Regions from separate parts of the Homo sapiens genome. Here region 2 is linked to region 1. The links are chromatin loops, found by intact Hi-C in ENCODE. Cell type or tissue: ascending aorta. All regions are shown on one strand. Links, peaks and the distances in the headings refer to the core of each region. The heading gives the core; the rest is flanking DNA.

Region 1 (13,197 bases), core at 2,297-10,296:
TGGGATTACAGGCATGTGCCACTGCACCCAGCCCTGATAAGAGTTTTTATCATAAAGCGATGTTGAATTTTATCAAATCCTTTTTCAGCATCTATTGAAATAATTATAGATTTTGTTCTTGGTCCTGTTAATGAGATGTATCATGTTTTTTGATGTGTGTATGTTGAACCATGCTTGCATCCCTGGAATGAATCCCACTTAATTATGATAAGTGTTCTTCTAAATGTGTTCTTAAATTCAGTTTTCTACAATTTTGTTGGGAATTCTTTCATCTATGTTCATGAGGGATGTTGGCCTGTAGTTTTCATTTTTTTGTCGTATTTATCTGGTTTGGGTATCAGGGTAATGCTGGCATCATAGGATGAGTTTGAAAGTATTCCCTCCTCTTCAATTTTTTTGAAGAGTTTGAAGAGAATTGGTATTAGTTCTTCCTTAAATGTTTGGTAGAATTCTTCAGTGAAACAATCAGGTCCTGGGCTTTTCTTTGAAGGGAAACTTTTTATTACGGCTTTGATCTCATTACACACTATTAGTTTGTTTGGGTTTTCTGTTTCTTTATCATTCAATTTTGGTAAATTGTGTGTGTCCAGAAATTTTATCCATTTCTTCCGGATTTTTTTATTTGTTAGTATATAATTATATATAATAGTATCTCATAATTCTCTATATTTCTGTAGTCTCAATTGTTATGTCTCTTTTATGGATCTGGTTTTATTTATTTGGGTGTTCTCTCTTTTATTTGTTAGTCTAGCTAAAGGTTTGTTGATTTTCGCTATCTTTTCAAAAACCCAAATTTTTATTTCATTGATCTTCTGTATTTTTTTGATTTTTTAAATTTTCTAATTATTAGAGGTACATCATAAGGTTGTTTATTTGAAGTCTTTCTACTTTTTTGGTATAGGCATTTATTGCTAAATAATTTCCTCTTAATGCTGCCTTTATTGTATTGTATGGATTTTTTTTGTATGTTAAATTTCCTTTTTTAATTATTTAAAGAAGCTTTTCAAATTTCCCTCTTAATTTATTCACGGACACATTGGGTCATTCAGGAGCATATTGTTTAATTTATATGTGCTCGTGTATTTTTCAAGTTTCCTCTTCTTATTGATTTCTAGTTTTATCCCATTGTAGTCAGAAAAGATAACATGACCTCTACTTTTTTGAATTTGTTGAGACTTATTTTGTTACCTAAGATATTGTCTATCCTGGAGAATGTTCCATGTGTTGATGAATAAAATGTGTATTCCGCAATAGTTAGGTGAAATGTTCTCTATGTGTCAGTTAGGCCCATTTGGTCTATTGCGTAGTTTAACTGTATTGTTTCTTCATTGATTTTATTTCTGAATGACCTGTTACTGAGAGCTGGGTGCTAAATTTGCTACTGTTTGCTTTATATGCTTGGGAGCTCCAGTGTTGAGGCCATTCGTACATTAAAATGCTATATTGTCTTGTTGATTTGACCTTTTTAATCATTGTATAGTGACCTTCTTTAGTTTTTACAATCTTTAATTTGTAGACAGTTTTATTTGATATAAGTACGCTACTCGTGTTCTTTTTTTGATTTCCAGTTGCATCCCATCACTTTCAGTCTATTGTTTTTTTGTAGGTAGAGTGGGTCTCCTGTAGCGTATAGTTGGGTGTTGTTTCTTTATTCATTCAGCCAATCTTTGTCTTTTAATTGAAGAATTGAGTCCGTTTACATCCACTGTTATTATTGGCAAGTAAGGACTAACTACTGCTATTTTTTTTCTTGTTTCCTGGTTGTTTTGTAAGTCCCCTCTTCCTTTATTTCTTATTGTCATTTATTGTGGTTATGTTCTCTGACAGTATGTTTTAATTTATTGCTTCTTATTTTCAGTGAATCTGTTATAGGTTTTCTCATTGTGGTTACCATGAGGTAAAAAATATAGATATAATACATTATTTTATTTTATTTTTTTAATTATACTTTTTAAGTTTTAGGGTACATGTGCACAACATGCAGGTTAGTTACATATGTATACATGTGCCATGTTGGTGTGCTGCATCCATTAACTCATCATTTAACATTAGGTATATCTCTTAATGCTATCCCTCCCCCCTCCCCCACCCCACAACAGGCTCGGGTGTGTGATGTTCCCCTTCCTGTGTCCATGTGTTTTCATTGTTCAATTCCCACCTATGAGTGAGAACATGCGGTGTTTGGTTTTTTGTCCTTGCGAGAGTTTGCTGAGAATGATGGTTTCCAGCTTCATCCATGTCCCTACAAAGGACATGAACTCATCATTTTTTATGGCTGCATAGTATTCCATGGTGTATATGTGCCACATTTTCTTAATCCAGTCTATCATTGTTGGACATTTGGGTTGGTTCCAAGTCTTTGCTATTGATAACACATTATTTCAAAGAGATGAGAACTTATCTTTGATCACACAGAAAAAAAATAGGGACAAACAAACCAAGAAAAAATCTTTAACCTCTACACATTAATTTTATCACCCCATGTTTTGACTTTTAGTTACCCCCATTTACATATTTTTATATTGCCTATCTTTTAGCAGGTTATTGTAAATATTATTGTTTTTGATAAATTTTTCATTTGGGTTTTATTCTAAAGTTATAAATAGATTGCAAACCACAATTATAGTATTAGTGTATTCCGCGTTTTCTGTGTACTTAATTTTACCAGTAACTTTTACACCTTTAAATGTTTTCTCTATGCACACTTTTTTCTTTAGATGAAGTTACTGAAATTTGTTATATTAGTTATACATAACTGTCAATTACTGAGAGTGAGGTGTTAAAGTCCCCTTCTATTATTATATTGCAGTGTTTGTTGTAGGACAGGTCTGGTGGTGATGAATTCTCTCAGTTGTTGTTTCTCTGAGAAATAAAGTACTCCATATTTATAGAATAGCTTTGCTGGATATAGTATTATTGGATGACAGTTATTTTCTTTCAGCACTTTGAAAATGTCAGACCACTTTCTTCTGGCTTACATGGTTTCTGTTAAGGAGTCTGTTGCCAGATGAATTGAAGCTCCTTTATATGTTATTTTCTTCTTTTTATCTTGCTGCTTTTAGGATACTTTCTTCATTCTTGACCTTTGAGAATCTATTATATGCCTTTGGGTGGTCTTATTTGATCAGATATGTTTGATATTCTCTGACCTTCCTATACCTGAATTATCTCATTCTCAGGGTTTGGTAATATTTTTTCTCATTTTTTTGAGTAAGCTTTCTACAATTTGCTCTTTCTCAACTTCCTCTTGAACACCAATAATTCTTAGATGTTTGTCTTTTGGGATAATTTTTATATTGTGTAAGTGATCTGCATTCCTTTTCATTTTTTTCTATCTTTCTCCTATGACTGTGTATTTTCTAATAGCTTATTTTCAAGGTCATTGATTCTTTCCTCTGTTTGAGCCATTTTACTCTTGACAGTCTAGTGAATTTTTCAGTTCAGCAAATGTATTTCTCAGTTCTAAGATTTCTATTCGATTTTCTTGTATTATTTCAATCTCTGTTAAATTTCTCTAATAAATTTCTGAATTGTTTTTCTGTTATTTTGGAAATCACTTAGTTTCCTTAAAACTCCTATTTTGAATTCTTGGTCAGAGAGTTAACATATCACCATCTTGTTAGGGTTAGTCACTGATTCTTTGCTTTGTCCATTTGGGAAGATCATGGTTCCCTGTTTGCTGTTGTTTCTTGTGGGTATACATTTGTGTCTTTGCATTGAAAGATTAGTTATCTATTCCAATATTCTCTGTTTGGCTTATTTAGGTTTTTAAAATATGTCCACTAGGTCCCTCCTTCCTTTTTGGTATGAGATGACACCCTAAGCCCAGGTTTGCCTTGGTTCTAGGAAACAGAGTGCCACCGTCTTGCATTAGAGAGGTCCCAAAGGGGATTTCCCTGTATCACCTTTGGGACCTCCCTAATTCAAGGGAAGGTGGCTAGGAGTTCATGTTCAGTGTACCCGTGGAACAAATCTCCTACAGGACAGTTCTGCTGAACAGCCAGTCTGATTTGGCACCTTTTTTGGCTGAGTTACAAATCAGAATTTCCAGGGCTGGCAATGGTAGTCCCACCTCCCCTTCTTTGTCTTTGGCTCTCCTCAGAGATATTTTTCCCTTCCAGCACTCCTGATGCTTCCCACGATTTGAGCCAGGGACAAGTCTCCTACATGGAATCCCAAATGGTGGGGAAGCTAATTGTTCACCTCAGTCTCACTTTTTCCAGTATAGAAACCATAAGTTGGGGGGTAATTTTCCATACACTTGGTGCTGGACAGACTGGGGAAGAGGGGCATTGCAGATATGGAAGTTCAATTCTCTCACCACCTGCTCAGAGTTTTTTCACTTATCTGTGGCCATAGGAACTGTCTTATCCTCATATTTGAGTTCTGGTCTATTGCTGGTGATAATCTCTGTGCTGCATATTTGTTTTTGGTTTTCTCTGGGGGAAAATGGAGCCAGCTTGTTTCTACACCACCACTTTCGAACTGGCACTTCTAGCAACATACGATAATTTTTAATTGGTTATTTCCAGTGCTTTGAAAGATGTATGAATAAAAACTTGCATCTTTGCTGTGCCTCCAATAGGGTACAGAAAACTTATCATTTCAAACAAAGATATATTACCTCAACAATTGTAGGAAAAGTGCTAATGATGTGTTGAGTAGCAAAGATCTAATGTTAGGCAATGGATGGTGTTTTACAAGAAAGGATCAAATAGAGTGCAAATATTTTCTTACCAACATTGCCCTGCTCTGCTTCTCATGTCCTCCCTACAATACCAAAATATGAGCTCAACTGACTAAATTATAAAGCATTTGACTGACTTAGAAGACATTATTACTATCTCCCATACATGCTTTCCTAGATTTAGAAGGGCATTTAGAATTAGGTTTGTCAGATCTTACACCTGTTAGAATGGCTATTATCAAAAAGACAAGGAAGAAAAAGGAACTCTGGTGCATTGCTGGTGGGATTTTAAATTAGTACAGCCATTATGAAAAACAACATAAAGTCTCCTCAACAAACTAAAAATAGAACTGCCATATTATCGAGGAATCCCACTTCTGGGTACATATTCCAATGAATTGAAATCAGTATGTTGAAGTGATATCTGCACTCACAAGTTTATTGCAGTATTATTCATAATAGCCAAAACATGCAATCAGTCTAAGTCTCCATCAATTGATGAATGTGTGAAGAAAATATGGTATACATACACAATGATATGCCATTCAGCCTTAAAAAATGGAGGAAATCCTGTCATTTGCTACAACATGGATAAACCCAGAGGACATTATGCTATGTGAAATAAGCCTGATACAGAAAGACAAATACACATGGTTTAATTTATATGTGGACTCTAAAGAGACCAAATTTATAAAACTAGAGAGTAAAATGGTGGGTATCAAAGGCTGGATATGGGGTGATGGAAGGGGAGGGGAATGATTAAGTGTTAGTCAAAGGGTGCAAAATTTTAGTAAGGAGAAATAAGTTTTAGGACCTATTGTACAGCATGATAACCACAGTTAATAATAATGTATTGTATATTTCAAAATGACTTTTAAAAATAGGTTTTAAATGTCCAAAAAAATGGACACGTGAATTAGCTTAATACAATCATTGCACAATGTACACATATATCCAAATATCACATTGTACCCCATAAATATATATGATTATTTATCAATTACAAATAAAAATAAAACAAAAGGGGACAAAACAGAACTAGGATTATCACATAGCCACACAGATACCTTAAACATCTGTTGTTATCCTGATGACTATAGGGTCATGTAAAGACCAGGTCAAATGAAACAACTTGATATGGCAAATCCAGAAGCACAGGTGTGTATCTGAGGTAGACAGAGAGCCTGCCAACATTTTTCAAGTCCACTAACTGCTCCTTAATTTTTCTGCAGAGAGAGAGTGATATGAGAAGTAGATATCTGGTAACAAAGTGAGTAGAAAATCGTAGATTTTTCTGACTTGTAGCTTAGAGGCTTGTCTCTTCTCATTGTATTTCACATTTGGTTGTAATCTTCCTGAGGTTAGAATTGTAGATACTAAAACTTTTAGCACAGTGTCTTATATATAGTATACAAATTGCTGAATTCAATTTTCTGCACATTAACTTTCAATATTAAAATAATGGACTAAGGATAGCATAATTTTATGAGGATTAAAAAGAGAATATCTGACAAAGACACACTAACCTGAACAAAAAAATGTAAATAGTAATTTTAAGTAAAACCAGATTCCTTGTTGGCCAATAACATTGTAGCAGACAAACAGAAGTACAGAAATATTCAGGAGAAAATACTTGGAAAATAATTTGGTATGATATGGCTTCAAATGTCCAGATGCCAGGGCTCAGGAAATAAGAATGCCTTCAAATCTTTTAAACAATTAAGCCAATGCAATCATCTAGAGATCATTCAAAGTTAGTGAGATGAGATCTATCCATTGATATTTCTGGTAGAACAGAATGTGAAAAGCATTTGAGAGAGAAAGAAAGGATAGTGAATAGAAATAATAATATTTAGTATAAAACATGTTGATATAAAGAGTTTTCCCAAAATCCTATAGAAAACCTCTTGTGATACAGTAGGAATTCTTATTCAGTTCTTTTTACTGATTAAATCATAGCAAGGGGCCAAATAACTTCCTAATTCACTCAGCTACCACATGGCACATACAGGACTCTATTCTATATCTTTAACTACAAATTCTCACCTCTACTATATACTTCCTATTTAATTTGAGAGGGCACCACAGAGGGCCTAACCAGGCTGAAGACATGGTCAAATATTGATTTTGAATCTGTTGAATGAGGAATAGAAGTACTGATCTGAATAAAGTCAATAAAATAATCTCTGGTTATGTGATTACTTATCACTTTCCACCCCCACTGTTTAATCCTCTGTTATAGAATTAATTATCCTGGAATCACAGAATTAATGTGTGGTAGCTGAAAACTGAGATGGAAATTTGCATGCAACAGGCAATTGGGCTGGTTTTGAAACTTTGAGAAATACAGCCACCTGTTGGACATAGTCTGGTATCACACTCTGTTCACCATTTGTTTTTTAATGTTCTTTGAATGCGAAAAACTTTTGTTAATAACCAAAACGTAAAAAAAAAAAAAAGCATAATTGTCACTATTAGAAAAAATAAAGATGATTAAAAACAGTTGAATGTCTTATTTTGTCTGTTTAAAGAATGAACCTGTGTATTAATAATGTAATTTTCTAGATATAGTCTGAATAAGCTGAAAAGCTTTCATCATCATAAGAACCAATTAATAAATAATTTTTTTAAAAAAGTTATTTCCTCACAAATTAGTAAAAGTAGGAATTTGTTATTTTTTTCATTCCACTCCAGCACTGGCCTCTAGAGCAGCAGTTGGCAAATATTTTTTAATGTTTTTCAGATAGTAAATACTTTAGGCCTTGAAGGCCATAAGCTTCTTTCTCCTTTCCCTTTTATCCTTTCATTTTGGAAAGTTAAGCATCTTTATTTTACTTAATAAAAACTGTATATATTTAAGGTGTACAACATGGTGTTTTGATATACATATACTTAGTGCACTAATTACTACTGTCAAGCTAATTAACATATCCATCTCCACCTATTTACCTTTCTGCATTTGTGGTGAGAACACTGAAGATCTACTCTCTTAGTAAATTTCAAGTATACAGTACAGTATTATTAACTATAGTCCCAATGCTGTACATTGGATCTCTAGAATTTATTCATCCTACATAACTGAAACATTGTACCTTTTAACCGATGTCGTCTCATTTCCCCACCTCCCCAACAACACACAGCCCCACCCCACTCCTGCCCCTGGTAACTATCATCTACTCTCTGCTTCTAAGAATTTGATTTTTTTTTAGATTCCACATGTAAGTGAAATCATGTAGTATTTGTCTTTCTGTTCGTGTCTTATTTCACTTAGCATAATGTCCTCCTGGTTCATCCATGTGGTCACAGATGGCAGGATCTCGTTTTTTTTGAGGTTGAATAATATTCCATTATATATATATATACCACAGTTGTTTTTATCCATTGATCCATGACAGACACTTAGGTTGTTTCCACATCTTGGCTATTGTGAATATGTTTCTATTGCAACTATTCAACTCTGCTGATTTAGCATAAAAGAAGCCATACACAAAGGGAAACAAATGTGCATAGCTGTGTGACAATAAACCTTTACTGATAAAAACAGTTGACAGGCCAGATATAGCCCACAGGCTATAGTTTTCTTATACCTTCTTGTGATGGTTAATATTGAGTGTCAACTTGATTGGATTGAAGGATGCAAAGTGTTGATCCTGTGTGTGTCTATTAGGGTATTGCCAAAGGAGATTAACATCTGAGTCACTGGACTGGGAGAGGCAGAGCCATCCTCGGTCTGGGTGGGTACCATCTAATCAGCTGCCAGCACAGCTAGAATAAAGCAGGCATAAAAGGGTGGAAAGAGTTGACTTGCTGAGTCTTCTTGTCTCCATCTTTCTCCCATGCTGGATGCTTCCTGCCCTCAAACATCGGACTCCAACATCTTCAGCTTTTGGGCTCTTGGGCCTATACCAGTGCCAAGGGCTCTCAGGCCTTTGGCTGCAGACTGAAGGCTGCACTATCAGCCTCCCTACATTTGAGGTTTTTGGACTCAGGCTGGCTTCCTTGCTCCTCAGCTTGCAGATGGCGTATTGTGGGACTTCACTTTGTGAACATGTGTCAATACTCCTTTATAAGCTCCCCTTCATATATACACCTATCCTATTAGTTCTGTCCCTCTAGAACACCCTGACGAATACACTGCTCTAAAGGCCTTTGCGTTGGCTATTCCCTCTGCCTGAATCACTCTTCCCTCAAGTATTCACACAGCTTACTCACTCACTTCCACAAATCCTTGTTTAAAGTATCTCCTTTCCAATGAAGTCTACCCTAACTACTCCACTTAAAATTGCAATCTGCAACCTTGCACCCCATCCCAGGTCTAAGAAACAACCTCACAGGCCACTCACAACTGAAACACCCCCAGGCCAGCTGAGCAACTGTGCATCCATGCTCCTGGCCAGAGAAATAACCCCAGGACCACAACCCCAGAGATCCAAACCCCAAGTCAGCTGACCCACCATGTGCACCTGTCCTAAGAAACCTGGCGAGTCCATCATCAGCAGAGCCACATGCCTGCTGCCACAAGCCCTTGCAGCCCAAGCCACTGAGAAACTCCCATATGTCATTAGTGTGACTTATGGCTGAAAAACTTAGGTAGAGACTACACTATTGCATCTACCTAGAACCAGAGGCAATGCACCCCATCTAACTGACACCCCCAAGTCCCATTCATATGAATAAATGTTTCTCTACAAAACCTACTCCATAAAATTGGAAGAGGTGACTATTTCACCAGATGCATTGAAATCAAACTAGAAACATATAAACATGAAAAAGCCAGGAAACATGATGCCTCCAAAAGAACACAGTAATTCTCCAGTAATAGGCCCCAATGATAAAGAAACATACAAAATGCCAGAAAAGTAGTTCAAAATAATAACTTTAAGGAAACTCAGTGAGATCCAAAGGAATACAGATAGACAATTCAACAAAATAAAATTGCAACCCTCTACTTCTCTTGCTTTATTTTTTTCTTAACAGTTAACTCATTTTAATGTATTACATTATGTTCATTGGAGCCCATCTCTCCCAACCGGAATGTTAGCTCCATGGCCAAGACTTAAAGCAGTGCCTGGCATGTAATAGATACTCAAGAAATATTTGTTGAACAAAAAGATGATTTATTCACATTTGCTCCAAAAACAATTAACAACACTAATTTTGTTTAAGAATGTGACTCCTGGCCAGGCGTGGTGGTTCACGCCCGTAATCCCAGCACTTTGGGAGGCCAAGGCAAGCAGATCACCTGAGGTCAGGAGTTTGAGACTGGCCTGGTTAACATGGTGAAACCCCATCTCTACTAAAAATACAAAATTAGTTGGGCATGGTGGTGCACGCCTGTAATCCCAGCTACTTGGGAGGCTGAGGCAAGAGAATCACTTGAACCCAGGAGGCCAAGGTTGCAGTGAGCCAGGATCACGCCACTGCACTCCAGCCAGGCTTGCATATAATTTCAAAAGTTTTATAAATCTCTTTGCTTTACTCATGAACGTAGTAGAAATGTCATTTTTTAAATCAGAATATCAATGAATATATTGCCCATTGTAGTCCCCAAAACTCTATCATTTTATTTAAACCTTACAATATTCTTATTACACAGACAATATTATCACCACTTCATAGATGACAAAACTAATGCTAAAAAATGTCAGTAACTTGCTCATAGTCACAAGGTAGTAAGAGAATGGCCTAGGGTCCATGTGTCTTGATTTTAAAGCCAGTTTTCTTTTCCTGACAATGCAACTGTCAGCCAACCTTGCCTCATTCCAAGCCTCTTGAGGACTCCTTTCTCCATAGCTGAATTAGCTTCAGCAACACCTCAATCCCTAGGACAAATTTGACTTCAGATAAAAAGGATTTGATGAGCTTTGACCCAAATTTGTAGAGGTGAACATCATTCACTTTGCATTTAAGATGCTTACTTATTTTCCTCCTTACTTATTTTCTTATTTGGCTCAACTACCAGATTCCCATCTCTAATTAGCTGGATCTGAATACCTTGTAAACTCTTGTACAGTCAGTTCCTTGCCTTTGTCTAGTGACAGTACTGGCTCTTAACAGTCTCTCCAAAGATCTACGTTCCCACCTACAGGCTGAGGCTCTGCTTTCTGATAACGAGTTTCCTAGGTGCTGACTGTTTCCTACGCCAGATTTCCAAATATCACTCACTCTAATCTTATGCTCTGTTCATGAGCAGGACAATCTCAGTTCTTTGGAGAACCTTTTCCCCACCTATAATTACAATTCCTTTCCCATATTTCTTCTGTATAGTCTGTAGCCTCTATCGTCTTGATATCATGCTCTCCTTTTGTGCAAGTTTAGGTACCTTCAAAGTACCTCTACCAAAACAGAATTTGGCATATGAGGCATAAAAGCCAATTCTGCTTTCTGCTGAGGAGTTTTAGCTAAAATGTGGCCAAAGCCTCTTTTGTGTTTAAGCGCTTTTCTGTGAGGTAAGGCTCCCAAGTGGAAAAATGCTGAACATGCTTCCTGCTACACTGTCTCCTGACTTATTACTAAAGAAGACAAGTTCAATATAGATTGATAGCAATGACAATTGAGTGAAACAGTAAAGCTGAGCTGTAACATGGAGGAAGAAATAATGAAGCCTGATAAAAAATTGGAGAAATCAGAAAAAATTAACAGAAAATTAGAATGGTTCTATAAAATCTCCAGCCTATGTGATTAGAGGAATAGTGGTTCCACTGCATAGAGAAAAGTAGTTGGAAAGTACAATCAATGTTGGAGTAAAGATAAATTCACTGAACAAATGGAGATTATGTTAGAATATAAATATATATCAAACTGAATATAAAGATTAGTGTCTTCCACCACATAGCATTCTAGAATTTCAAAACTTGTTTTTGCATTTATTTAGTGTCACACAAGGCAACCTGAGATGAATAAATTTTGACATATTTATCCTTTGACAAGTGAAACTGAGGCCTAAAGAGGAAAATAACTAAAATTCCACAGACCTTGTGTATGAACCCAGTACTTGGGACACCTTATGCTTTCAATTTGATCATTTGGCCTCTCAGGCCAACTACAACAATTGACAACTTTATCTGAATGTAATTCAGCCAAAGTCATTTAGTCAATAAAATATAGAGGAAATTGGACCAAGGGGCTTGTTAAGGGCAGAACTGATAGTTTATAATAAAATCTAAGGGTCGTAAACTCAAAGTTTAAAAGCTCTGATATTTTCTTTTATGAAAGAGAGAATAAAATAGATGGGATAAAATACAATAAAAGTATTCCAGGGGTAATTTGGTCAATCTGTCTTTCTCCAAACATCCACAAATTTCTATTAACTTTATTAAACTCCATGACCAAAAAGCCAGCCTCTGTACTTTCCCATCACAAACAACCAAAAAATTCATTTTACATGATTGTTTTATTTTGAATGTCAGTGATATGAATTATTATCTTTAAAATGGTCCAGTTAGTTACATTTTAAGCCAATATTTGCTTGTACTTTTGTTTAATTTCCAAAACAATGAAAGTATTTTGCCCTCTGGAGTGTTTCTAATAAAGATAATGGTATTTTAGAAATAAATCAATACTTGGTACTTACATAAAAGTTTTCACCTGAGAAGTGCACCATGTCTTGGTGTTACATTGTTATTTCACTGACCTCTGCTTATTTTGGCTAATGGGAGACACTGTTCTCACTTTACCAGAAGAGAAACCAAAGTCCAGGACCTGTCTAACGAAACAATGAATTAATGACAGTTTTTGGAAGAGGAATCAGTACGTTTGATTTCCAAGGTTTAAACAGATTTGTGATGCCAGGATATAATCCTTGTTCAACATGAAAAGTTGCCTTCCCACCCCAGGGGCCAAAGACACAGGAGAAGTTGGCATTCTTACGACATTTTAGTAAGAAGTGTTTCTTTTTCATTATATGATCCCAAGCCTTTACAACTCCAAAGAAAGAAAATTATTTCAAGGTACTTAGGATAAGGAAGAAACTCCCATGGCTTGGAAAACTTCTCACAAAAATTATTTTCTAACCTGTATTTAGTAGATGTTCACTGACAATAATTTTCTGTTTTCACCAGAGTTTAAGATTATGAGAATGCTACAACAGATAGAAAAAGAAGAAAGTGTTAGTCTGGGGAGAAAGATAATAAACCTTGATTTAAACAAAGTCTCTCCTGATCAAGCCCTCTTTATTCCATTTGAAGTTTCTTCAAAAATCTTTTTTGCCTCTATCTTCTTCCTTACCCTTTCTGAAAATAATGAGTCCAAGGATATTTGATGAACTGAGCAAGGTAGGTGTCCATGCCAGAGAGTGGGGAGCAAAGTGGACCTGAGTGTGCAAAAAGGGCATCCATGCAGGGTGTCAGCCCATTAGGAGCTATGAGATCCCAAGCAGGATTAAAAAAGCATCTGTGTAGGTGCAGGGAACCAGGCTGACCTAGGGGCTCAGGTTCCAAGTTGGGATTAAAGGGGCTGTTTGTGCAGAATATCAGAGCTTGAGAGAGGTGACAAGGGTGTCCATGTGAGGA
Region 2 (13,197 bases), core at 3,474-11,473, 230 kb before region 1:
ACTCTGAGCCCTCAATATAGTACCACTCCTCGGGAAGATCAGCCAGCTACCTGGTGGCAGGTTGATTATATTGACCTCTTCCATCATGGGAAGGGCAGAGGTTTGTCCTCACTGGAAAAGACACTTACTCCAAATATGGGTTTGCCTATCCTGCATACAATGCTTCTGTCAAGGCTACCATCCGTGGACTCAGGGAATGCCTTATCCACCATCATGTTATTCCACACACTATTGCCTCTGACCAAGGCACTCATTTTATAGCTAAAGAAGTGTGGCAGTGGGTTCATGCTCATGGGATTCACTGGTCATACCATGTTCCCCATCATCCTGAAGAAGGTGGATTGATAGAACAGTGGAAAGGCCTTTTGAAGTCACAATTACAATGCCAATGAAGTGACAACATTTGCAGGGCTGGGATAGAGTTCTCCAGAAGACTGCGTATGCTGTGAATTAGTGTCCAATACATGATACTTTTTGTCCCATGGCCAGGATTCACAAGTCCAGAAATCAAGGGGTGGAAGTGGAAGTGACACCATTCACCATCACCCCTAGTGATCCACTAGCAAAATTTTTGCTTCCTGATCCCACGACATTAGTTTTGCTGGCGTAGAGGTCTTAGTTCCAGAGGGAGGAACGCTGCCATCAGGAGACACAACAACTCCATTAAACTTGAAGTTAAGATTGCCACCTGGTCACTTTGGGCTCCTCCTACCTTTAAGTCAACAGGCTAAGAAGGGACTTACAGTGTTGGCTGGAGTGATTGACCTGAACTATCAAGATGAAATCAGTCTACCACTCCAGAATGGAGGTAAGGAAGAGTATGCATGGAATACAGGAGACCATTAGGGTGTCTCTTAGTATTACCATGCCCATGCCCTGTGATTAAGGTCAATGGGAAACTACTATGGTCCAATCCAGGCAGGATTACAAATGACTCAGAACTAATGGGATATATATATACATATATATATTCATACATATTCTATTATATATATATTCTATTAGTTCAGTCCCTCTACAGAAACCTAATATAAAAACATATGATTATGTTCCACAATGCTGTTTGGCACCATTATGAGCTGCCCAGCCCAGAACAATGGCTGGTGAATGGTAGCCTTTATTGTGACAATCCTGCAATTTGACCTATTTTGTAAGTGGTAGGGCAAATGGTCAGAAATCCCATATGTACAGCCTCCATGGCCCTATAACAAAACCTAATAATTGCCCCAAAAGAAAGTCCAAAGGCAGAACTAGATATTACACATGACCCTTTTCAAGGGCTACCTGTCTCTCAGGATGAACAGCAACCTCTTCCATATAGCCCCTTGCCAAGTGCACTTGAGGCTACAACTTAAACACTGGAGACCCTACTAAGTCCCCCTCACACTCAGAGAGAAACACCATATTTAACTCTCCCTCCAGCCCTGCTACCCCTTAGGGAAGTAGCAGGAGCTGAAGGGCCAGTCCTAGTGCAGGTCCCTTTCTCTATAACTTATATACAGCAATGTAAGGAAAAGCTAGGAAACTATTCCAAGAATCCCAGGAAATTCACAGATGGGCTCCAAACTTGACCTTAGCCTTTGATCCCTCATGGAGAGATGTTCAATTCATTCTAGCAACCTGTTGCACCCCCCCTTTAAAAGGAATGAATCATTGAGACTGCCCACCGGGAAGTGGAAGACTTATGTCTGAAACCCTCAGGGTAACCTCCTGGGCTGAGACATAGTCTCCACTACTGATCCTAATCGGGACTATAACAGATCCATGGAAATGAACAAGTGGGCTAAATTTCTTGAGGCTCCTTGGAGGAATGAAAAAGGAAACTAACCACCAACCCCAAATCAGGCCACGAGATATGGTACTTGTTAAAACATGGAAGGAGGGATCACCTGCTCAACAACTGCAACCCAAATGGAAGGGACAATTTTCAGTGGTACTGGCCATGACTTCTGCAGTGAAAGCACTGGGATTAGATAGTTGAATACATCTTTCAAGGATCAAGTCTGCTATACCTGAAGTCTCAGACCTGGAACCTGGAAGTTCCCATAAGCCACCACACCTGTGAACCTGTAGAAGACCTGAAGTACCTTTTAGAAGACAGCCAGAAGATAAATAAATGCCTGCCAACTTTCCTTGGTGTTTTTGTTGCATAGTTACTGTAGGCTGGATAATAGTAGCCATGCTTTTATATTTTTTGCAGTTTAATTGCCTTCTTTAGATCGATTCAAATCACTTCCTTTGTAGTAATTAAGCAGAATGTTTTAATTCATTCCTATAACAAACATTCCTTACAGCATAGGTATCCACCCCGTGAAGTCCTCATTAAATCTTTTTATAAAATTCACTTCCTCTCACCTAGAGACTATCAAGGTTCAGATGATCAACTGACTAGGTTTCCAGCCAGTTCCAAATGAAGACAACACCCCCAGCCATCAAGAATCTGCCTTGTCTCCACTTGAAAGAGCAGGATAAGTTCCGTGCTCCCCAATAGGTAGGGACTGTGCCCCATGTCAGTACGAAGTAGTCCCTCTTCTTCCCATCAGTCCCTCTGCCTCCCACAAAGATTTATGGGGATTATTTCTCTTAGTGAGGAAATGAAGCAGGAAAATAGGGTCTGGAGGCAGAGAACCTAAGGCTGATTCATGCTAATTGGATATCAGCAGCTACTCACCTTTTAATCCCTCCTTTTTCTGGGCGGCAATGAAATGAAAGTACCTCTGATTGGTCCCTTCCCACAACCAATCAGTTTGGTTGCAGGCCTACTCTTCATTCTGGTTGGTTCCCTCCTGCAATAAATTAGCCTGGCTGTGGGCCAATGGGAAACCTCTAGGTTTAGGTTTCCTAGGTGGATATTCGAAGCCCGAAAAATGCTGTAACCAGTGTTGTTTGGCCACTTGCTCAAGCCTGCTCCCACCCTGTGGAGTGTACTTTCACTTAAAACAAGATTCTGCTTTTGCTGCCTTGCTTTGTTTGTGTGTTTCATCCAGTTCTTTGTTCAAACCACCAAGAACCTGCCCTTGCTTTCTTTTGCATTTTGTCCAATTCTTTGTTCAAAATGCCAAGAGTCTGGACAACTACCCTCAACTGGTAGTTGGGCAACTGGACAACTACCGTCAACAGTAACACTAGGGCTGTGATGACAATCTAATATTAGAGTAAATAGATGATTATAATAATTGTTAATATTAAACAAGGGTTTTCAGTATGCCAGGCATGTGGTAAGCCATGAACAGACACATAGACACACTCACACACATCCTCATTTAACTCTCACAACAATACTACTTTCCATGTAGAAAGTTTTTTGTTTGTTTGTTTGGTTTGTTTGTTTGTTTTTTGAGACGGAGTCTCGCTCTGTCGCCCAGGCTGGAGTGCAGTGGCACGATCTCGGCTCACTGCAAGCTCCGTCTCCTGGGTTCACGCCATTCTCCTGCCTCAGCCCCCCAAGTAGGTGGGACTACAGGTGCCTGCCACCACGCCCTGCTAATTTTCCATGTAGAAAGTTTTGAACAAAGTTATTGGTGTGTTTTATCTTTCCTACTCCATTGAAAACTATTTGAGAATAAAGACTCTACTTTTTACATAACAGAGGCTTAGCAAATGTCTGAATGAATAAATATCCTTATATTTCCACATAAGAACCTACATTGCATAGAAAAATGTAAATGAAGAATTTTTTTTTTTTTTTTGAGGCAGAGTCTCGCTCTGTCGCCCAGGCTGGAGTGCAGTGGCGCCATCGTGCTCACTGCAAGCTCCGCCTCCCTGGTTCACTCCATTCTCCTGCCTCAGCCTCCCGAGTAGCTGGGACTACAGGCGCCCGCCACCACACCTGGCTAATTTTTTGTATTTCTAGTAGAGACGGGGTTTCACCATGTTAGCCAGGATGGTCTCCATCTCCTGACCTCGTGATCCACCCGCCTCGGCCTCCCAATGTGCTAGGATTACAGGCGTGAGCCACCGCGCCCGGCCAAGAATTTTATGATTTATTCATAATAATTAATTTTTCTTCTCATTCTGTCTGCTACATGGTTCAGTAGTGTTGTGTGTATTCATATTGTTGGGCACGGAGCGCCAGAATTTTTTTCTATCTTGGAAAATGGGAACTCTCTACTCATAAAATAACAATTCCTATTTCAACCTTTCCTCCACCCTGGGCAACCACAATTCTGCTTTCTGTTTCTATGAATTTGAATCATTTAGACACTTCATTATCATTATTTTTGATTGCTCAATATTTATTAAATGCTTCAGATAGTGGCAGTGGAAAAAGTATGTTAAAAGATGTATGCTTTATGTTGGACACATGCAAATCTCACTTTCACTGCCCCCATCCCCCTTCCAAAACATACACGCGTGAGAGAAACAGAGGTAAAAATTTATTGTAGAAATCAGCAACCTAATTTAAAGCTGAAAGCAATCTTACCTTGGGTAACAGAAAAAAAAAAAAAAAAGGTAACCTTCTCTTTGAAACATAAATCACTCCTGAAAGGACCATGTGGGAATTCCTAGAATTCCTCTCTTTCTATTTTTGACTCTTGTAGAAGAGGTTGAAAACAGAAGCATGATTGGAATATTAGGAGCCTTTTCCTCTTGGTAATCATTAAAAAAGGAAAGTCTGAAAGAAACTTCTAATTTCCCCTATAGCTGTGTAAACTCCAGTTAAATATAAATTGTTTTGTTCTCTCTCGATTGTTACATTTATATTTCTTGAGGTCAAAGTGACTTTCCATAGTCATAAACAGATTCTACTTTGTAACCCCACTTTAACTATCAAAGTACCCGAAAAAGCATCAAACTGTGCATTAAGACAATATCCAGGTGACAGAGAGAAACCATAAAAGGATTTAGGCTAGGAGTAAAAATATTATCCTTTGGGAGCCCTACATGAGACCTAGAAATAATATCCTGTTTGTTTGGGCCAAACTTTTCAAAGAGTTTTAATCCTTCTAAAAATCCACATGTATTACCTTAGGATGCAGCTTCAGCCATGTATGTAAAAACATAGGTGTGAAGTGTCTGTAGGGCCTTACACCTCTGGGCCTATAGTTGAAAACAACCTTCTCTAGTTTTTCCTTTATTTTTGTCATTTCTGTCTTAAATAGATTCCACATGTTTTTTTTTTCTTATTTACTTATTTAACTTGTATTTACTAAGTGCCTTCTATGGTCGTTACCTCTATTAGGTAAGGTTCCAGCACTGTGAATTCAAAATTGAACAAGATGCACAATGTCCCTGCCTTCACGAAGCTTTGGTCGGCCTATTATTTGATCATCATAAGACTTAGGAACGTAAACATATAAGATTGAATGGGATCCTTAGAAATTACGTAGTCAGTTATTTCCCTACCTAAAGAGATAATTTACTCAGATTTGGTTGTTATGCCTGAAGAATTTCAGTCACAAAATTTCTCCAGCTTTCACGTTGATGTTCTTGTATGTAATAAAAATATATAGGTGGAATATTTCTCATGCAAACCAAGGTAGGTGATCCGTGATAGTAGAGTTGCTAAGCATAATAAAGGATGCCTAGTTATATTAAAATTTTTATATAAGTTTGTCAAAATATTGCATGGGATACACTTATACTAAAATATTATTTGTCAGTTTTCTGAAATTCAAATTTAATTGCAAATCCTTTAATTTTTTTGTTTTGCTTTGTTTTTGTTTTTTGCTAAATGAGGCAGCTCTATGCAGTAGGGAAAGAAGGAAGGACAGGCAAAGCTCATTTGAAGTATGAGATTAACTAATTAATTATATAACAAAATAATTAAATGGAGATCTAATGCTAATGATTTTGGATTATGGTACCATTAGCAATACACTTTGGAACTCCCTCCTAGCCAATTCTCTTTGTATAGGGATGGCACTGGAATAAGCTGTGCATTGTTGGGCCTACAACACAATTTGTATTGTAGATTCTCAGATAAAAACAAATGATTTGTGCTGCTTACTTTTAGAAAAGCCATATGTTTTAATTGGGGACGGGGATGGGGGCTTCTGGGAATCCTTATATTTCCATGGCCTCTCCTCTAAGCTGTGAGACCACATAAGAGCATAATTTATTCTACATTGTGATGACTATACTTTAATTTTTATTGTGCTGTTTCATAAGCTCTTTTGGAGTAAGATGAAACAGAGAGAAATTTTCCTAATATCTCTATAGTTTATGTTGTATGTGTTAGAGTTTTTAGAGAATAGAAATAATTGTGCAGTAAACTTCACTGCAGCCGAGTCCAGGCCTATGTTTCTTACCACCCTCAACCAAGTATGCAGCACGATGCTCTCTAAATATTGTATGATGGTATGAAAAGAATTATCTCCCAAATGCCTTATGCTCTTCATCCCAGCTAAAAAGTACAAATTCTAAGATTTTCATAAAGGCTCCTCATAACTTCTATGCATATAAAGGAAAAGTCTGGAAAAAATATATATATAATACACATTGCTTATCTTGAGATCTTTCATTATTTCAAAGTAAGAAAATTAGGAATATTTTTAATAAATTTCCCAGAGAAATAAATATATCAAGTATTTGTTTTGCATTATCTCTCTAGATAAAAATGTATATATTTGGTTGAAAGTAATTTACTTGTTGGGTTACAGCACTTCTTGTGATAACACAAAATCCAAACTGATCATTTAATATTGTGCTTCTCAATTTCAAAATGCTTAATATTCATTATGAGGTCTATTATATTAAAAAAGGTAACTTGGTGCTATTGATCCTAAATGGATTCAATGAGTATTCTACATAGAAAGTTCTAGATCCTATATACAACACTGTTACTTTTTTCAGTGAAGAAATGAGCACCCAGAGAGGTTAAGTAGCTTGTCCCAGATCACATCACTGGAATTAAAGCTTTAACCTGATTATCTTCATTCCGAGTCCTCCACTCTGTTTATTACCTCTCCATGTTTTTCTCTCAAATTCAAGAATTTGGGTAAATATGAAAATATGTAAATATGCCCAGAAAGGACAAAGCATATAGGTTTTTATACTAGCATTTAAACAAGCAGCTGAAAAGTTTACATTCTTTATTTTTTTCTTTTTAGCAGTTCACATAATGAATTTCAAGGAAGCATTTACTTTCTTACGAAGTAGAAATAGTTCCCTCATTCCTTTAAACTGTCTTGGACATTGCCTAAATGGCTTTCATGAGGTGAGAACAATGTAGGTTCTCAATTTGACACGCTGGTAGGGTTACCATCTGAGTTTCCTCTGGAAAGTCTGAGAATAAAACGTCTAGACTGATTTTCAATGCAGAAGCTCAAACTTCAAGAAAGTTGGGGCAGTCACAGCAGCCTGAGGATATGGAATAAGCCCAGCTGGGGCATGCATAGTCACACTGTTTCCATCAGATTAAACACCAATTCCAGCTTTTTCTCTCTCCTGCCAGAATAAGAATCAACTCATTCTTCCCATGCTACCTCCTCAGCAAAACCTCTTTCTTTTTTCAGTTTATTTCTGGTCCTGTCATGGTTCTACTTTCAACCAGATTTCTTCCCTTCTTCTCTCACTGAATTTTTGGCTAAATTTTGGAACATATTCTTTGTTAAACCTCATTTGCTTTTTAACTCTGAATGGGTAAGCAGAGTGGATACTTATTTTTTATTTATTTATTTATGCCATAAATACTAAATACTCATTGCACATAATACATAAATCAAAACAGGGATGAAGGTCACTCATTGCACAACCTCAGTTAGTATCACCCACATAGTGGCCCTACTGGAAGCAGCTGGAAGAGCTTAGACATCCTGACAGGCTCTGTAGCCTAGATGTTAGGGTTGGCTTTCCTATCCCTGTTCTCTGAGTACTAAATCAGGGAGCCCTGTCATATCATAGAAGAATGTAGCATTTTATATTTGGTGGGACCGAACTCATGACTGTACCCATTTTTTTCTCCAAACAACAGTGTTTCCTGGAGTTAAGGCATAAAACATAGCATCTTTAAGAAATCCTGGTGGTCAGGTGGCCAAGGTGGAGCATTTAAATTTGATGAGGCTAACCCTGTCTAGACAAACGCCTGCTATGGATGTGGATATTACCCCTGGTTATTACTCATCATGCCCAGGCTGACTCAATAATAAAGAGCTGGCTGGGCAAGGTGGCTCACGCCTGCAATCCCAGCACTTTGGGAGGCCGATGTGGGTGGATCACCTGAGGTCAGGAGTTTGAGACCAGCCTGGCCAACATGGTGAAACCCCGTCTCTACTAAAAATACAAAAATTAGCTGGGCATGGTGGCAGCCGCCTGTCATCCTTTCTACTCAGGAGGCTGAGGCAGGAGAATCGCTTGAACCCAGGAGGTAGAGGTTGTAGTGAGCCGACATCGTGCCACTGCACTCCAGCCTGGGCGACAAGAGCGAGACTCTGTCTCAAAATAAATAAATAAATAAAATAATAATAATAATAATAAAGAGCTAAGAAAACAGCCCACAACAGGGACTATAATGCATAAACCTATGACAAAGGTAGATACATCTAGTAAGGCTGAGATCCAACCATGAGACTGAGGGGTTCCTCTGGTGGAGTCTGGGGGAACCAAGGAATATTTCTTGACCTGGGAGACATGTGAATGCATACAAGGATGGACATATGCGGCTACCAGAGAGTTCAAAGGTGATTCCCAAATGTCTCCTTATTTCATCTGCTTCTGTTTTTACCATTTCTACAGGAGTCCAGGCACCATGCTCTGGACTTTAGCAGTAGAATTCTAATTGGTCTCTCTTCCCTACTTCCACTCTGTTCTCCACCTTGCAGCCAAAGTGATTCTTTAAAAAACAAAGAGCATACAAGTTTGATCATGTAATACATATTTTTCATCATTCTTAAATGTTTTTCCATTTTAAGCTAGGGCAAACTTCCTAAGGGGTCTTCCATGGAGGGACTCTTAATTCATCACTTCTCACAGACTTTTCCACGTTCTAGCCAGTCTCACCACCAAACTGATCTTCTTTCAGGCCCTACTACTTACCAGACTTCCTCCTGACACAGAATATTTATATATCTGGTTCCTTTTGGCTAGAATGCTCTTCCCTATAACCCTGACTAGTCAACTGCAACTCAACCACTAGCTTCAGCTCAGGTTTATCTTCCCTGGGAAAACTTTTTCCTAATCTCTGATTAGGTCAAATCCCGATGTAGTTTTCTTGCACTTCTGCTTGACAACATTTACCACAATTATAATTTTTCTCCTCCTTATGTCATTATTTAATACACATCTGTCACTCCTACCAGACTGCAATGTCCATGAAGGCAATTAGTGGCATCTTTTTCATACAAAGGGGAACATTTTGTATACCAAGCACCCAGCACAGAGCTCAAATTGGTCACTTTCCATATATCTGTTGAATGAGTAAGTGGGACTCTTAAGAAGTGGAACCCGTCTGTTTCTAGCTGTTTCTTTTAATGGACATTTATTGGGCTCTTAATACTTAGCAGTCAGAAGTTCTAGGATCTTCAGGTGTCTGTGTGAGGAGTCAAGCCAAATAAGGTGAGAACTATAAAGTGGAGGGCTTTGCACACTTGATGATGGTGACCTCAAACTGATGACAGAAGTAGCCAATGTTCCCACCACCATAGTTTCTCCCACAGGCTTCAGATTTGAAACAATTTCTGTGTTCCACCAAGATCACCACATATATTAACTAAAAATTAAATTGCTGTTTTTTTTCAAAATCACAAATAGCCAGTTGAAGTTGTTCTTCAGCATAAGATTACTGTGTTACCATACTATGTTGATATTCTTGCAACTAAAACAAGGATGTGAATATAACTGATTAATGTGAGACTTCAAAATTTATTAGAATTAACTATTGATGTTTATATATTTTTGCACAGATGATGCTTTTTTAGCTAATTGATTGATTTCATCTTTTAATTGCCAAATAAAAATCATATATATTTGTGGTGTACATCACAGCATTTTCATATATGTATACATTGTAGAATAGCTAGATAAAAGTAATGAACATATCTGGATTTTTATTTTTGCCTTTGAGAACTGCTAGAAATTTAGGCTTCTCCACTTGGAAACCACTTCTCCAGCTGGAAACCTATGACAAAGGCAGATATATCTGAGATCCAACCATGAGATGGAGGGGTTCCTCTGTCTGTCTTTAAATCCCAAAAAAATAGGGCAATAGAATTGGGGTGTGGGGGTGACCTTCATCTCCTCTCTGCAGTTTCTGTCTTCCTCTGATAAGATTGTAACCTGGAATATTTGGTCCTACAGGCTACAGTTAGTCATATTATTAGTGTAAGGCTGTAGCCTGACAGTGCTTTAGGCAAAAGCACCCAGTGGAAGTTGAAGTAGATAGTGGTCCATGCCTTCACTCAGAAGAGATTTTTCAAAACCGCAATATTGCCAATTTTACCCTTTTCTTAAAGTTGTAAAATGGTATTGCAATCTGAGGGCTACATTTAGTAATAATTCCAGACACACATGGCTGGTTTCCTAAAGCCAAATAAGTATTTAGATAATAGAAAGTACAAAAGGTCAAGTGCAGGCCTGCCAAAGCTTGATGGCAATGCATGTATTCAGAAAAAGAAACTGATTTTTTTTTATTTTACTTTGAGACAGTATCTTTGAAATCTTCACTTGCAATAAAATAATAGCATATCATCTTCATGGAATGCAAAGAATAATTAAAACCTGACCTTGACTTACATTACAGGAGTTGGGTGAAAATAAATGAAATTTTATATATAAAAGTGCTTTGAACTTTTAGGAGGAAGGCTGTATACAAAAATCTAAGGAATACTAATCCTAGGTGTTCCTATAAGTAAAAAATTATATTTAAATCACATGTAATACTTCTTTTTCATAAAAATCTGAACTAATTCTGGCTGGAAATTGATCAGATTCAACCCAGTCAGGGAAACACTGCCATTGGTACCGTCTAAAATGCTGGTGTGACAGGTAGGCATAAAAATCTTGTGCTGACTACAGCGAAAACTGAGACAGTGGCTGAGCGGTTCACTTAAGGTGAGTCAACAGTAGAATTTCTCTGCTCAGATGCCTTTTGAATTAAGTGAAAAATAGCGCAATTATACTTGTCTCCAGAACAACCTCTAATACCATTCTCCTGCATCATTCAAGCTACACCCACCATTAAATTGCTCTTTAAAACCACTAAACTGCAGTCCTGTCTAAAGGTTAATGATGCAAATCTATAATATAACATTCATAAACTGTTTCAGAAAGAGGAAGTTAAGTTTTAACTGGCAAGCAGAAATAATATTCACAATATTGTTGTAAGTGCAAATAATATTCACAATATTGTAAGTACATGGAGCACAAGCAACAAAGGATATCCATTCATTTTTTAGTAAGACCAATTGATGCAAAGCTATGCTATGATTCAGGACTGTCTTTTCCTTTAATCTGATATTTAGACATTAGTGACAGTAACAGCACTTTTTATGATCAGGTTTTGTCTACCTATAGCTTTGGATGAAGTGTCCAGAAATAGCCCCTCCTGAATCTTTGAGAAGTGGAAATGGAGACGGTGAGAGGAATAAGAAACCCCTCTCCCTTCAGACCACCTGGACTCCCAATACAGCATCCAATGCAGGATCTACTTCTGGCCAATAGGTTGGTGAGCCAGTAGAAAATGAGAAGCCCAAGGGAGGCCACAGCTCTGAGACCTGTGCCAACTCTCTCTGACCACACTGTTTCCAATGGTTAAGGGGCACCTAGACGCTGTTGCTCAGGAATGTAAAATGAGGACTTACCAGTCTATTTGCGGATCCGCAGAAATATTTTTGGTTGGGTTTTCTGAATATTGATGACAGAAAATAATCAGCGGGAAGTCCCTTATTAAAGCATGAGCCATTTTCCAAACATGTGAAGTTTTAATGGCCGAAATAAAACATATTTTTCTTCTTTGTCCCTACCTAGCAAAAAGAAAGATCTCTGAGGTTCATGGGCAAGAGGCTAGGTGAACCCCTGTTTCTCCTAATTTGTGTAGAAGCTCCTTATTCTGTAAGGGTGAGGATGGAAGGGAACTAAAAATTGTGACTTTCCTGACAACTTCACGAGAAGTCGAAACATACTCTAATAAATACAAATGATTAGGAAAAAAAACAAAGAAAAAATGTGGTTATGTTTATGATCACCTAGAATATATTTCCCAGGGCTTAAGCAGTGGTTCCTGCCTACATTTGACCTTTTAGGGTGTGTACATAAACAGGGGTTAGTTTAGGAAGGAAACAGAAGCTTACCTGTTCCCTAGTGATTTACATGAATGAATAAACCAAAACAAACTTGCAATTTAAAAAAATAGCCAAAAGCTACATTCACATTTGTCTGGGAATTCATGTTGGGGAATGACTTTTTTGGAATTGTAACAATGAAATGGTAACATTTTGATCATTTTAATCATCATTCATAAATCTCGCACAGTTTTGCCAAAGCAAATATACTTGTTTTGAGTTAAAATGTACCAAATTTGTACTGTGAAATACTGTTTTCCTTTTTTCAAGAAGCCAGATAATCAACACTCAGGAATTTGAACACAACAAAGTGTACCCTGAGCTTCAGCTCTAAAACTATTTTATGTCTAAAAATGATGGATTTCATTTGCCTCCCAGAGTTAACAAATGTTAGCAATTGCTATATTTGCTTCTTTATTAAAATAAATAAAATGTGTAGCTATTGCTGATGCATCTCTCCACATCTTATTCCCTTTCCTCTCTCCCTAAAGAAAACCAGAAGGCCACTGAGTCAAACACAATGCTAAGAGAGGCAAGCTGTGCACTGTAGACCCCAGTTGTTCAATGGGGCAGCCCAATAGCCGCTATGTAAAGTGTCTGCCTTTGGTTTTGACCACTCATTATGTGTGTTTGTATCTTTACACAATTTCATTATTGTTTTCAGTGCTTTAAAAATGTCTACAAGGACACAAAACTGTAAATGTTCTTCTATATATTGTATTATTCTTATTCCAGGTTAAACTAGAGTTGGTAGCTGTCTGCCCATTAACTATTTGCTCTCCATTCCTTGTTAACAGAGCTCCAGTTTTCTTGAGATACAATAGGTACATCCTTTCAGGGAGGAGAGCCTATTTCCATGTCAAGTGTAAATTCTAATTTGTCTAAGCAACCATGGTAATCTTACTCATTTCCTGTGAGTGAATTATGCAGGGCATGCAATGTAATTACAGTCAATGAAACAGGCAGAATGCTACTGGTA

Evidence for each region. A loop is a pair of places that touch in the nucleus more often than their neighbours do. Peaks named below come from ENCODE experiments on the same cell type or tissue, not always from the same donor. Only the 100,000 strongest peaks of a DNase experiment are listed, where the experiment ranks them.
Region 2: it touches region 1 in a loop (3-fold over the local background); 3 of 110 quality-filtered maps call a loop at or near these places.

The regions. Positions count from the first base shown.
Region 1 is chr3:99,017,626-99,030,822 of GRCh38, reverse strand. No RefSeq gene overlaps it. Among named protein-coding and RNA genes, the nearest start is that of LINC00973, 110 kb to the right of the region's middle. In ascending aorta, for the core only: a CTCF peak has its summit at 7,061 (motif pointing left); no DNase peak of the experiment used is centred there.
Region 2 is chr3:99,248,298-99,261,494 of GRCh38, reverse strand. No RefSeq gene overlaps it. Among named protein-coding and RNA genes, the nearest start is that of LINC00973, 340 kb to the right of the region's middle. In ascending aorta, for the core only: no CTCF peak of the experiment used is centred there; no DNase peak of the experiment used is centred there; H3K27ac peaks cover 5,751 bases.